Regions from separate parts of the Homo sapiens genome. Here region 1 is linked to region 2. The links are chromatin contacts, found by Hi-C or POLR2A ChIA-PET in ENCODE. All regions are on one chromosome and are shown on one strand. The core of a region is the stretch at or near the end of the contact, and the rest is flanking DNA. Distances in the headings are between cores, read along the strand shown.

Region 1 (5,771 bases), core at 2,913-5,412, 280 kb after region 2:
AATATGTGGTCCGAGTGAATCTGTCTCCCCTTCCCGGGCCCCCGGAAGACATTTCTAATCAAATGCAGAACTCCTGGCTAAACTCAGACTAGGCCTCACAGCCCGATTAGAACTGCAAGCAGCTACCTCCAACCTACGAGATTTGTCATCAAGATGAAACATTTTGTCATTCCCTAAGTAATCTATCCTTTTTCCTATTGATGTGTTACTGACATACCTGTCTTTTCTTTCTGTGTTACTGACATACCTGTCTTTTCTTTCTGTGTTACTGACATACCTGTCTTTTCTTTCTGTGTTACTGACATACCTGTCTTTTCCTGTGCCAGCTCCACACTGTTTGGTTATCACTTCCAAGTACTAAATGGTAATGACTGGTAGCACCAGTCTTATACCATTTTTCAACATTTTAAAATTATTTCCTCAAACAAAAGTCAGACTCAGAATATGTCAGAAAATATTTAAAAATAAAAAATAAAATTATTTTTTCTGATTTAAACTTTTGATTTTTATTACATCAAAGTATTTCCAAAATAAATTAAAATTTAAAATTCATATTAGATTTTCCAATCTAGGTATACATAGTGTTTCTTTCCATTTTTAAAGATTCCCTTTATTTCTCTGAATGTTTTTTTTTCATAATGTCTTTCACATTACTGGTCGACTTTATTCCTGCATATTTCATATTTGTGGTTGCTATCAGAAGTGGAAGTTTTGGCAGGGCGCAGTGACTCACGCCTGTAATCCCAGCACTTTGGGAGGCCGAGGTGGGGGGATCACTTAAGGTCAGGAGTTCGAGACTAGCCTGGCCAACATGGTGAAACCCTGTCTCTACTAAAAATACAAAAATTAGCCTGGCTTGGAGCTGGGCATCTCTAATCCCAGCTGCTAGGAAAGCTGAGGTAGGAGAACCTCTTAAACCCAGGAGGGGGAGGTTGCAGTGAGCCAAGATCACACCACTCCACTCCATCCTGGGTGACGGAGTGAGACTGTCTGAAAACAATAAATAAATAAATTTTAAAAAATAAAAGAGTAAAAGAAGTGGAAGTTTTTTAAATATAACATCTCATTTCTCACTCTGTCACCCAGGCTGGAGTGCAGTGGCATGATCTCAGCTCACTGCAACCTCTGCCTCCCAGGTTCAAACGATTCTCCTGCCTCAGCCTCCCGAGTAGCTGGGATTACAGGGGCGTGCCACCATGCCAGGCTAATTTTTGTTGTTGTTTTTGTTTTTGGTTTTTGAGATGGAGTTTCGCTCTTGTTGCCCAGGCTGGAGTGCAGTGGCGCGATCTCAGCTCACTGCAACCTCTGCCTCCCAGGTTCAAGCAATTCTCCTGCCTCAGCCTCGCGAGTAGCTGGGATTATAGGCATGCACTACCACGCCCTTCTAATTTTGTATTTTTAGTAGAGACGGGGTTTCTCCATGTTGGTCAGGCTGGTCTCGAACTTCCAACCTCAGGTGATCCGCCCACCTCAGCCTCCCATAGTGCTGGGATTACAGGCGTAAGCCACCATGCCTGGCCTTAATTTTTGTATTTTTAGTAGAGGTGGGGTTTCACCATGTTGGCCAGACTGATCTTGAACTCCTGACCTCAAGTGATCCTCCCACCTTGGCCTCCCAAAGTGTTGGGATTACAGGCGGGAGCCACTGTGCCTGGCTTTGTTTCTTATTACTAGAATGTAAGCTTCATGAGAGCAGAGTCCACATATCTTTTGTTCATAACAGCCATAGAGCTGGCCGGGCATGGAGGCTCACACCTGTAATCCCAGCACTTTGAAAGGCCAAGGTGGGCGGATCACGAGGTCAGGAGATCGAGACCATCCTGGCCAACATGGTGAAACTCCATCTCTACTAAAAATACAAAAATTAGACAGGTGTGGCAGCACATGCCTGTAATCCCAGTTACTTGGGAGGCTGAGGCAGGAGAATCACTTGAACCCAGGAGGCAGAGGTTGCAGTGAGTTGAGATCGAGCCACTGTACTCCAGCCTGGAGACAGACCTAGACTCCGTCTCAGAAAAAAAAAAAAAAAATAGCCATAGAGCTTAAGAAACAGTGCCTCCACATTGTAGTTTCTCAATAAAAGTTTTTAAATGAATGAAGGAATAATGGCACAAAGCAATGCTATTATTTTAGTGTTATTAATTTGTAACAGGCGCCGGGCGCAGGGGCTCACTCATGCCTGTAATCCCAGCATTTTGGGAGGCCAAGGTGGGTGGATCACCTGCACTCAGGAGTTTGAGACCAGCCTGGCCAACATGGTGAAACCTCGTCTCTACTAAAAATACAAAAATTAGCCAGGCGTGGTGGCGTGTGCCTGTAATCCCAGCTACTCGGGAGACTGAGGCAGGAGAATTGCTTGAACCCAGGAGGTGGAGGTTGCAGTGAGCCGAGATTGCATCATTGTACTCCAGCGTGGGCGACAGAGCAAGACTCTGTCCCCCTCAAAAGAAAAAAAGAAAGAGAGAGAGAGAAGAAAGAAAGAAAAGAGAGAGAAAGAAGGAGAGAAAGAAGGAGAGAGAAGGAAAGAAAGAAAGAAAGAAGGAAAGAAAAGAAAGAAAGAAAGAAAGAAAAAGAAAATGAGCAAAGGAAGGATTTGGTGGCAAGGAGGTCATTGGTGATCTTAGTGAGTGTGGGGAGTATCTTTGTTGGGCTGGGGCGAAAGCCGCCTGTGATGGTTGAGGAGAGGTGACAATATGCAGACTGCCTCTGGGCTACTCCTTCAAGAAGCTTAGCAGGGCCAGGCGGTGGTTCACACCCACAATCCCGGCACTCTGGGAAGCCAAGGCATGAGGATCACTGGAGCCCAGGAGTTCAAGACCAGTGTAGGCAACATGCTGAAATCCTGTCTCTTACAAAAAATACAAAAATTAGCTGAGTGAGGCTGGGTGCGGTGGCTCATGCCTGTAATCTCAGCATTTTGGGAGGCCGAGACAGGCGGATCACTTGAGGTCAAGAGTTCAAAACCAGCCTGACCAACACAGTAAAAATCCATCTCTACTAAAAATACAAAAATACAAAAATTATTGCACCACTGCACTCCATCCTGGGTGAAAGAGTGAGACTCCATCTCAAAAAAAAAAAAAGAAAAGAAAAGAAAAGAAATGAAATTAGCTCAGTGTGGTGGCTGGCGCCTGTAGTCCCAGCTACTCCAGGGGCTGAGGTGGAAGGATTGCTTTAGCCTGGGAGTTCGAGGCTGCAGTGAACCGTGATTGCGCCACTGCCCTCCAGCCTGGGCGACAGAGCGAGACCTTGTCTCAAAAAAAAAAAAAAAGAAGAAGAAGAAGCCACTAAGCTAAGAGGTAGGTACTAAGTTGAAGGGGAGACAGAATGGAGATAAGGATTTGGGTTTTTTAGGTGGTAGTGACACAAGGATGTTCATAAGCTGAAGAAGAAAAGACCAACAAACAGACTAAACATTTGAGAATGAGACAGAGGAAAAAGCATACGGAGCAAAGCACAGAGGTCACAGGGTGTGTGGCCAGCAGTGGTGGGGACGCTGCTAGCTTTCTCTGAAGTGGGAGAAAAGGAGTGTTCCTTTCCCTGCACTTTCTCAACCACACTGACTGAGGAAGGACAGAGGGGGCCCAGAGAGCAGTGGGGGTGTCCAATCACTGTTCTTGGGCCTGGAAACTGTTGGGGCTGTGGACCCCAGAGTACTGAAGGACTGCTGGACGGAGCGTATGGCTCCATCTGAGCCTGTAAATCATAAATCTACCTGGTCAAAGAGTAAAGGCCTCAAAGGTTCTGAGTTAATTGGTCTGGTTTTTGACCTGAGCATCAGAAATTTTTTAAGCTCCCTGAGTGAGTCTAACATGCAGCCATGGTTGAGAACCACTGGGGTTAAGAAGTGAATTGAGACGTATGGAGACTTAAATCTCCAACCCTGGGTGGGAGGACAAGGAGAGGCTCTGCCGCCCTGGCTGGAATAGTGGGGCCCTGTTTGGGTTGTGGACGTCCCTTCAGTCACAGGAGGATGAATTCCTGCCTTGTTCCTTTGGTCGGATCTGAATTCTTCCCCAACCTCCCGCCCTAACTGATAGCATACAGGGCTTCCCAGACAGAGACCATCAGCCCCTAGGGTGGCAGAGAAAGGCCAGGTTCAGGAATGTGACATTAATTATGACAAACAATATGTTCTCCCACTTAAGAACTAAGCCTGGTTGGCTGCGCATGTGCGCGCGCGTGCTTGTGTGTGGGTGTGTGGTGGGGTATGTGTGTGTCCGGGGCTGCCGATTCAACTGAAAAACAAAAGCGGCTCTGAGTCTGAAGCTAAGGTTTAACAAGTGACCAAGATGACTCATGCTGCTTGGCTGCAAAGGCCACAGGGCTGCCACCCCCAGCGGGGCGGGGCCTGGGTGGGAAGAGTCACAGGTACAGAGGCTCCTGTGACATTCACACTCTGCCCCTGCATCGGCTGCCTTTGGGGCCAAATACTTTTGTGAAAATTAAGACAGAAGGCCGGGTGCGGTGGTTCACGCGTGTAATCCCAGCACTTTTGGAGGCCGAGGCAGGCGGATCACGAGGTCAAGAGATGGAGACCATCCTGGCCCACATGGTGAAACCCTGTTTCTACTAAAAATACAAAAATAGGCAGGGCGTGGTGGCTCACGCTTGTAATCCCAGCACTTTGGGAGGCTGAGGCGGGCAGATCACGAGCTCAGGAGATCGAAATCATCCTGGCTAATACGGTGAAACCCCGTCTCTACTAAAAATACAAAAAATTAGCCGGGTGTGGTGGCACGTGCCTGTAGTCTCAGCTACTCAGGAGGCTGAGGCAGGAGAATTGCTTGAACCCAGGAGGTGGAGGTTGCAGTGAGCCAAGACTGCGCCACCTCACTCCAGCCTGGCAACAGAGTGAGACTCCATCTCAAAAAAAAAACAAAAACAAAAACAAAAAGTAACTGGGTGTGGTGGCCCGCACCTATAGTCCCAGCTACTCGGGAGGCTGAGGCAGGAGAATCACTTGAACCCAGGAGGCGGAGGTTGCAGTGAGCCGAGATCGTGCCACTGTACTCCAGACTGGCGACAGAGCCAGACTCCCTCTCAAAAAAAACAAAAAACAAAAAAGAACCAGAAAATGTAACTTTCTTCCTATGGTCATAAATCTGGTGTAAGCAGGCAAGTCAAAGCGATGTTGAAGCCAATGGATCTTGCAAAGGCATGGCAATGTTTGCACAAGGATGGGATATAGTAAGTTAAAATACATTGGCTTTTTCCAAACGGGCTCAAACTGGAAGAGAAGGTCTAAGCAGAGCATGTGCTGCTGTCAGGAGGGTTCCTCAGCAGGAGACAGGGCACCCCAGGGGTGCATATTTAATAAAAACTTACAATATGCAGGTTTTGGGACATGAAGGAAACATTTAACCTGTCCTGTCCAACACGGCAGCCACTTGTCACATGCGGCAGTTGAATACTTGGAATATGGCTAGTCTGAATAAAGATGTAAAACATACGCCGGATTTTAGACTTAGTACAGGGGTGGGAAAGAGTTTAAAATAGCTCAGTATAGGCCGGGCACAGTGGTTCACACCTGTAATCCCAGCACTTTGGGAGGCCAAGGTGGGCAGATCACCTGCAGTCAGGAGTTTGAGACCAGCCTGGCCAACATGGCAAAACCCTGTCTCTAATAAAATTACAAAAATTAGCTGGGAATGGTTGCGGGCGCCTGTACTTCCAGACACTCGGGAGGCTGAGGCAGGAGAATTGCTTGAACCTGGGAGGAAGAGGTTGCAGTGAGCTGAGATCACACCACTGCACTCCAGCCTGGGAGA
Region 2 (5,548 bases), core at 115-2,614:
TCTCATGCATGAATCAGACATTAGTCCACGGGGACCCTCAAACTACGTATACTGCCAATGGGAGTCTAAATTGGTACCTTGATGCAATCAACCCAGAGAGCAATTTGGTAATAGCTAACAAAGTTGCAGATTTCGCAGCAAATTCACTTTTGGGAATCTGCTTGGTGAATCCATTGCACATGATGTTCATTGCTGCTCTGTAAGGCCGTTAAAGTAGAAATAACCTCTCTCACTAAGGAATGTAAAAACAAATATGGGTCAGTCATACAATGAGCAGTGAAAATTATCTAGCGATTGACCAAATGGATAAATCTTGAGAGTATAATTTTGAGAGAGGAGAAAGGTGCACAATGAGAGGTACAACTATGATTCCATTCCATGATATGTCTAAACATGCAAAAGAAAATATTATTTATGGGTATGCATATAAGGACATGCATGGACATGATATACAACATTCTCAGCACAGTGATTGCCACTGGGGAGGGAGACAGAATGAGATGGAGGAGGTACGCAGGGGCTTCTGCCTATATGTATTGTTCTATTTAAAAAAGAATGAATCATTGATTACACCTCAATAAAGCTGGGAGGAAAAAAGAATGAAAGCAAGTCTGATAAAATTTCAAGCTAGTGGTCGGTCCACAGGAATCTGTATTACTCTATTTGAAATATTTTCATTATTTTACTTAAAAAGTAACAGAAGGGAGTCAGGGAATGAACGCTGGCTGTCCGGAGTCCATCACAAGAGCTGCTACTACTCCAAGCAGACACTAGTAAATTTTGCTAGGGCCTCCTGAAGGCACTTTTGAGTCCAGACAGTCATGGTGCCAGACCCTATTCGGACATCCCACTGGCACTTGAGAGGAAAGGAAAGGAGTGCCGGGAACGTTCCCATAACTTAACGGGTTCCATTCACGTCTACAGCAGGGGAGGGCTCATGTTAAGGAAGCCCAGGAATCCAGCATATCGCCTCATCCTAGGGCCCCCTCTCACAGGAGGCCACGCCCAAGCAAGCAGAGCGTGGCCCCAGCAAGCGCCGAGCTCCCGCAAGGAGACCAAATAGCTTCGGGGTTTTGCCACTAGCTTAGCACAGGCCCATAAGCACCGGGGACTCAAGGCACCTTTGTAGAAACAATGAGTGACTGGAGTCCCAGGTCTTGCCACTACAGAGGCGCGTATGAACCACGGTTTAACACTACGTCTACGCCGAAGTTCGGGTTAGTCAGAGGCCACGCCCACCGCAGGCCCGAAAACACCAGCCTGCACTGGCGCGCCGGATTGTGCGCAGGCTCCACCTGCCACGCACGCACGCCTTGCCCCGCCCCTTCCGGAGGCTCGCCGTACGCATGCGCCCTCCGTCCCGCGCTTTGTTGCGAAAGCGAGGGGGCGAGGTGCTGCGGTGCTAGAGCGCGGCGCGACCGGACGCTGCGGGCGGGGAAGAGGATGGAGACTGTGGCGTCCGCTGCAACGGTTGGGGCTGCGCGTGAGAAGGTGGCGGTGTAGGCACCTGCGCTCGGGGAAGGCTGGCGGCGGCGGCCGAGCCATGGCGGGAGACCCCCTTCTCTGGGCTCCCTGAAGTCTCGGGGAGCCGTGACCCATGGGATCGTTGAGCAGCCGGGTGCTGCGCCAGCCAAGACCAGCCCTTGCCCAGCAGGCGCAGGGTGCCAGGGCGGGGGGCTCGGCCCGGAGGCCGGACACTGGAGACGATGCGGCGGGCCACGGATTCTGTTACTGTGCGGGCAGCCACAAGCGCAAGCGGAGCAGCGGGTCCTTCTGCTACTGTCACCCTGACTCGGAGACGGACGAGGATGAGGAGGAGGGGGACGAGCAGCAGCGGCTCCTCAACACCCCTCGAAGGTACGTGGGGGCACGCACCCGCGCGGACCCGGACCCGCACCTGTTGGGCCTGGGGCCGAGCCGGCGCCTCGTGCGCTTGCGGGGTGCAGCGCTCCCCAGCCTATGGAGAGGGGACGTGCCCTTGACAGGGTGAATGTGGAAGCCGGCCCGATGCGGGGCGGACTGGGGAGCGCCTTGGGAGACGCCAGGTGTTCCGCATTTTCAACCACAGACGCTTCCAGGGTGTTGTTACAGCCCCAAGATGAGGATGAGAAACGCCAAGCCCGAGCTCGCGTCTCGTTAAACCTTAGAGACGCCCGGCTGGCTGGCCTTCCCAGTCCACCTTTGCCCTCTCAAGTGGGTAGCCGCAGAGTAAGTTGTTTTGCATCCGGTTGCCTTAGTACAGACACTAAATGTAATCTCTGAAATAGGCACTCTTATTGTCGCCCACTCAGTGGAGGGTAAGTAATTGCACACAGGAGTTCTTGTTAATTGTAAAGGTGAAGTTTATCAATAGTGTACATTTGTTCCTAACTAGGAACAGAGTCTGTGCAAGTTTCTAGTAGTTGATGAAGTCGTTGACCGTGGATGTACTGTATGTAGGGCGGTGCTGCTGCAGCTTGTTTAACCCCTTTTTTTTTTTTTTTTGGATGAGTTGAAAGATGGAATATTGACTTGTGACCTGGAATGTAGTTTATAGGTAGAATATATGCTTACACAAACAATTTGGTTTTTCTGCTTTTGTTTTTAAAGGTTATTTGGTAGGGTCACACATGAAATTTTTTAAATGATTTCTTTTTCTTTTTGAGACAGAGCCTTGCTCTGTCACTCAGGCCGGAGTGCAGTGGTGCGATCTCAACTCACTGCAACCTCCACCTCCTGGTTCAAGCGATTCTTGTGCCTCAGCCTCCCGAGTAGCTGGGACTACCGGCGCGCACCACCACGCCTGGCTAATGTTTTCTGTTTTTAGTAGAGACAGGTTTCATCGTGTTGGCCAGGCTTGTCTCAAATTCCCGACCTCAGGTGATCTGCTGGCCTCAGCCTCCCAAAGTGCTGGAATTATAGGCGTGAGCCACTGCGCACCCGGCCTAAAATTAAACTTTAAAAGCAGATTCAAAAAGGTTTTGCTATACAAGTGTTATATATTGTAAAAAAGGAATCATAGATTAAAAACTTAATAGTTTGGTTTATAAAACCTTTTGTACCTTTTTTTGTATGAATATTTGTATTTATTATACAAAAATGTACCCCTACTGTGAATACTATTCAGTAACTTTTTTAATTGTTTGTTTGATTTTTGGAGCTTTTTTCTAAAGGAGTCTCACTATATTGCCCAGGCTGGTCTCAAACGCCTGGGTTGAAGCGATCCTCCCACCTAAGCCTCCCAAAGGGCTGAGATTACAGGTGTGAGCCACCATGCCTGACCCTGTAACCTTTTTGAAGCGTCAGTGTAGCATAGTTTTTTTTTCCTTTGGAAAAATTTTTCTCTATTTTGAGACAGGGTCTCGCTGTGTCGCCCAGGCTGGAATGCAGTGGTGGGATCATGACTCACTCTACCTCGACCTCACAGAATCAGGCAATTCTCCCACCTCAGCCTTCTGTGTAGCTGAGACCACAGGCATGCACCACCACACCCAGCTAATTTTTTTATTTGTAGAAACAAGGTCTCACTCTGTTGCCCACCCAGGCTGGCCTGGAACTCCTGGGTTCAAGTGATCCTGTTGCCTTGACCTCCCAAAGTGTTGGGATTACAGGTGTGAGCCACCATTGCCAACCTATAGCATAGTTTTAAGAGTTCTGAGTTCTTGGCCAGGTGCAGTGGCTCATGCCTATAATCCCAGCACTTTGGGAGGCTGAAGCAGACAGATCACCTGAGGTCAGGAGTTCAAAACCAGCCTGGCCAACATGGCGAAACCCTGTCTCTACTAAAAATATAAAAACTAACCAGTCGTGGTGGCAGCTGCCTGTAATCCCAGCTACTCGGGACGCTGAGGCAGAAGAATGGCTTGAACCTGGGAGGCGAGGTTGCAGTGAGCCAAGATCGCACAACTGCACTCCAGTCTGGGTGACAAAGTGAGACTCTGTCTCAAAAAAAAAAAAAAAATTCTGACTTCTTGTCTGTATTCTGCACTTAATAGCCTTATTTCCCTCATATGTAAATTGGAGATATAAATACCTGCCTTTTAGGCTTTGACAAATATGAGAACAAACAAATGCACAATGTCTAGAATGTAAGCATGCAGTAAATATGTCTCCTTGATGAATTGGCCCCTTTATCATAACAAAATGTTCATCCTTCTTTATCCCTAGTAATTTAGCCACTACCACATACATACATACATATATACATTTATTTATTTATATTTAGGGGGTACAGCTGCAGGTTTCTCACATGTATATAACAAGTAGTGGTGAAGTCTGGGATTGTAGTGTATCCATCAGCCACTTTCTTTTGATAAATGTCTGAATGATATCTTATTTTCCCTCCTTTCACTTTTTACCTGTGTATATTTAAAACAGATATCAAGTAAACAGCATATAGTTGAGTCTTGCTTCTTTTGTCCAACAGGACAATCTAACCTTTCAATTAGTAGTTAGACCACTTATATTTAACGTAATTATTGAAATATATGTCACAGTGCATTTGAAGGAGAGAAATCACACAGCAATTTGAATACAGGAAATTTAATATAAACATTATTAACAAGGCACAGAGAATTAACTACTGAGGACAAAACGCTAAGGTAAAGAGATCCCTAGAAAATACATGTAGTAGTCAGTACTTCTAAGGCTGAGGCAGAATAGCCACAGAAGGAACAAATTTGGAATAGGTGCCCCCACCCCTTTCCCAAGCTAAGATTCAGATGATGTTGAAGGAGGTGTGGCTGTAGCCCACTGGATGGTGGAAAAGTTTGCTCAAGTGTGGTAAGCTGAGGCTGGCAAGTAGGACACTGCCTACTAGGATGCCAACAAAATTATTTGGAGGCCTTTTGGCCCAGAAGGCTAAAGATATTTACTATCTAGACCTTTACAGAAAAAGTGTACCAACTCCTAGACTACATGAGTGGACTGGAATGGAAAGTTTTTAAGGCAAACCTTTATCGGAAAATGCATATCAGAATTTAGTGTCTGTATATTACTGGAAGATGCTTGGATTATTCAGCCCAATACGGATGCAGGGTGTAAGAAAATACTAAGACGGGCCAGGCGTGGTGGCTCACGCCTGTAATCCCAGCACTTTGGGAAGCCAAGGCAAGCAGATCACTTTAGGCCAGGAGTTTGAGACCAGCCTGACCAACACAGTGAAACCCCGCCTCTACCAAAAAATACAAAAATTAGCCAGGCTTGGTGGTGCACGCCTGTATTCCTAGCTACTTGGGAGGCTGAGGCAGGAGAATTACCTGAACTCAGGAGGCGGAGGTTGTAGTGAGCCAAGATTGCGCCACTGCGCTCCAGCCTGAGCAACAGAGTAAGACCCTGTCTCAAAAACTAAACAAATAAAAATTTAAAAGAGAAAGTATTAAGATGTTGAATTTTGTGTGTTGGCCCTAGTATATACTTCCTGAGGTTGTCTGGTGTGCTCTCCCACATCAACAGACCACTTTATGAGAAGTTTTAGCTTTTAGGCCCAACTTCCACCTCATACCTTTGTCAACTGCATGTTCTACTTTTACATTTACGAGACTGTTAAAACCCACACTGTTCTACAACC

The links. A loop is a pair of places that touch in the nucleus more often than their neighbours do. ChIA-PET counts read pairs that join two places held with the same protein, here RNA polymerase II (POLR2A). Pooled maps may share reads with other maps.
Region 1: a pooled map shows a loop between it and region 2 (3-fold over the local background). The contact joins the enhancer-like site here to the promoter of GMCL1 in region 2. A Hi-C loop is called at or near these places in 1 of 50 pooled maps. POLR2A ChIA-PET finds 5 or more read pairs at or near these places in 2 of 52 experiments (CD4-positive, alpha-beta T cell and activated CD4-positive, alpha-beta T cell).

Annotation. Positions count from the first base shown.
Region 1 is chr2:70,104,734-70,110,504 of GRCh38, forward strand. No RefSeq gene overlaps it. Among named protein-coding and RNA genes, the nearest start is that of LINC01816, 18 kb to the right of the region's middle. Within about 2 kb of position 4,163, at least 35 of the 41 ENCODE cell types and tissues checked have a DNase peak (open chromatin) inside an H3K27ac peak, as active enhancers do; they include CD4-positive, alpha-beta T cell, where a contact is called at or near this core.
Region 2 is chr2:69,828,296-69,833,843 of GRCh38, forward strand. It overlaps GMCL1 (germ cell-less 1, spermatogenesis associated), which reads left to right and starts at 1,365. Exons shown (of 14, transcript NM_178439.5): 1 at 1,365-1,857. The coding sequence starts at 1,598. It overlaps LOC124906021 (a long non-coding RNA gene), which reads right to left and starts at 1,236. Exons shown (of 2, transcript XR_007086846.1): 1 at 1-1,236. RefSeq lists enhancers at 401-1,322, 717-806, 1,323-2,243 and silencers at 1,217-1,446, 1,827-1,906, 1,854-2,029.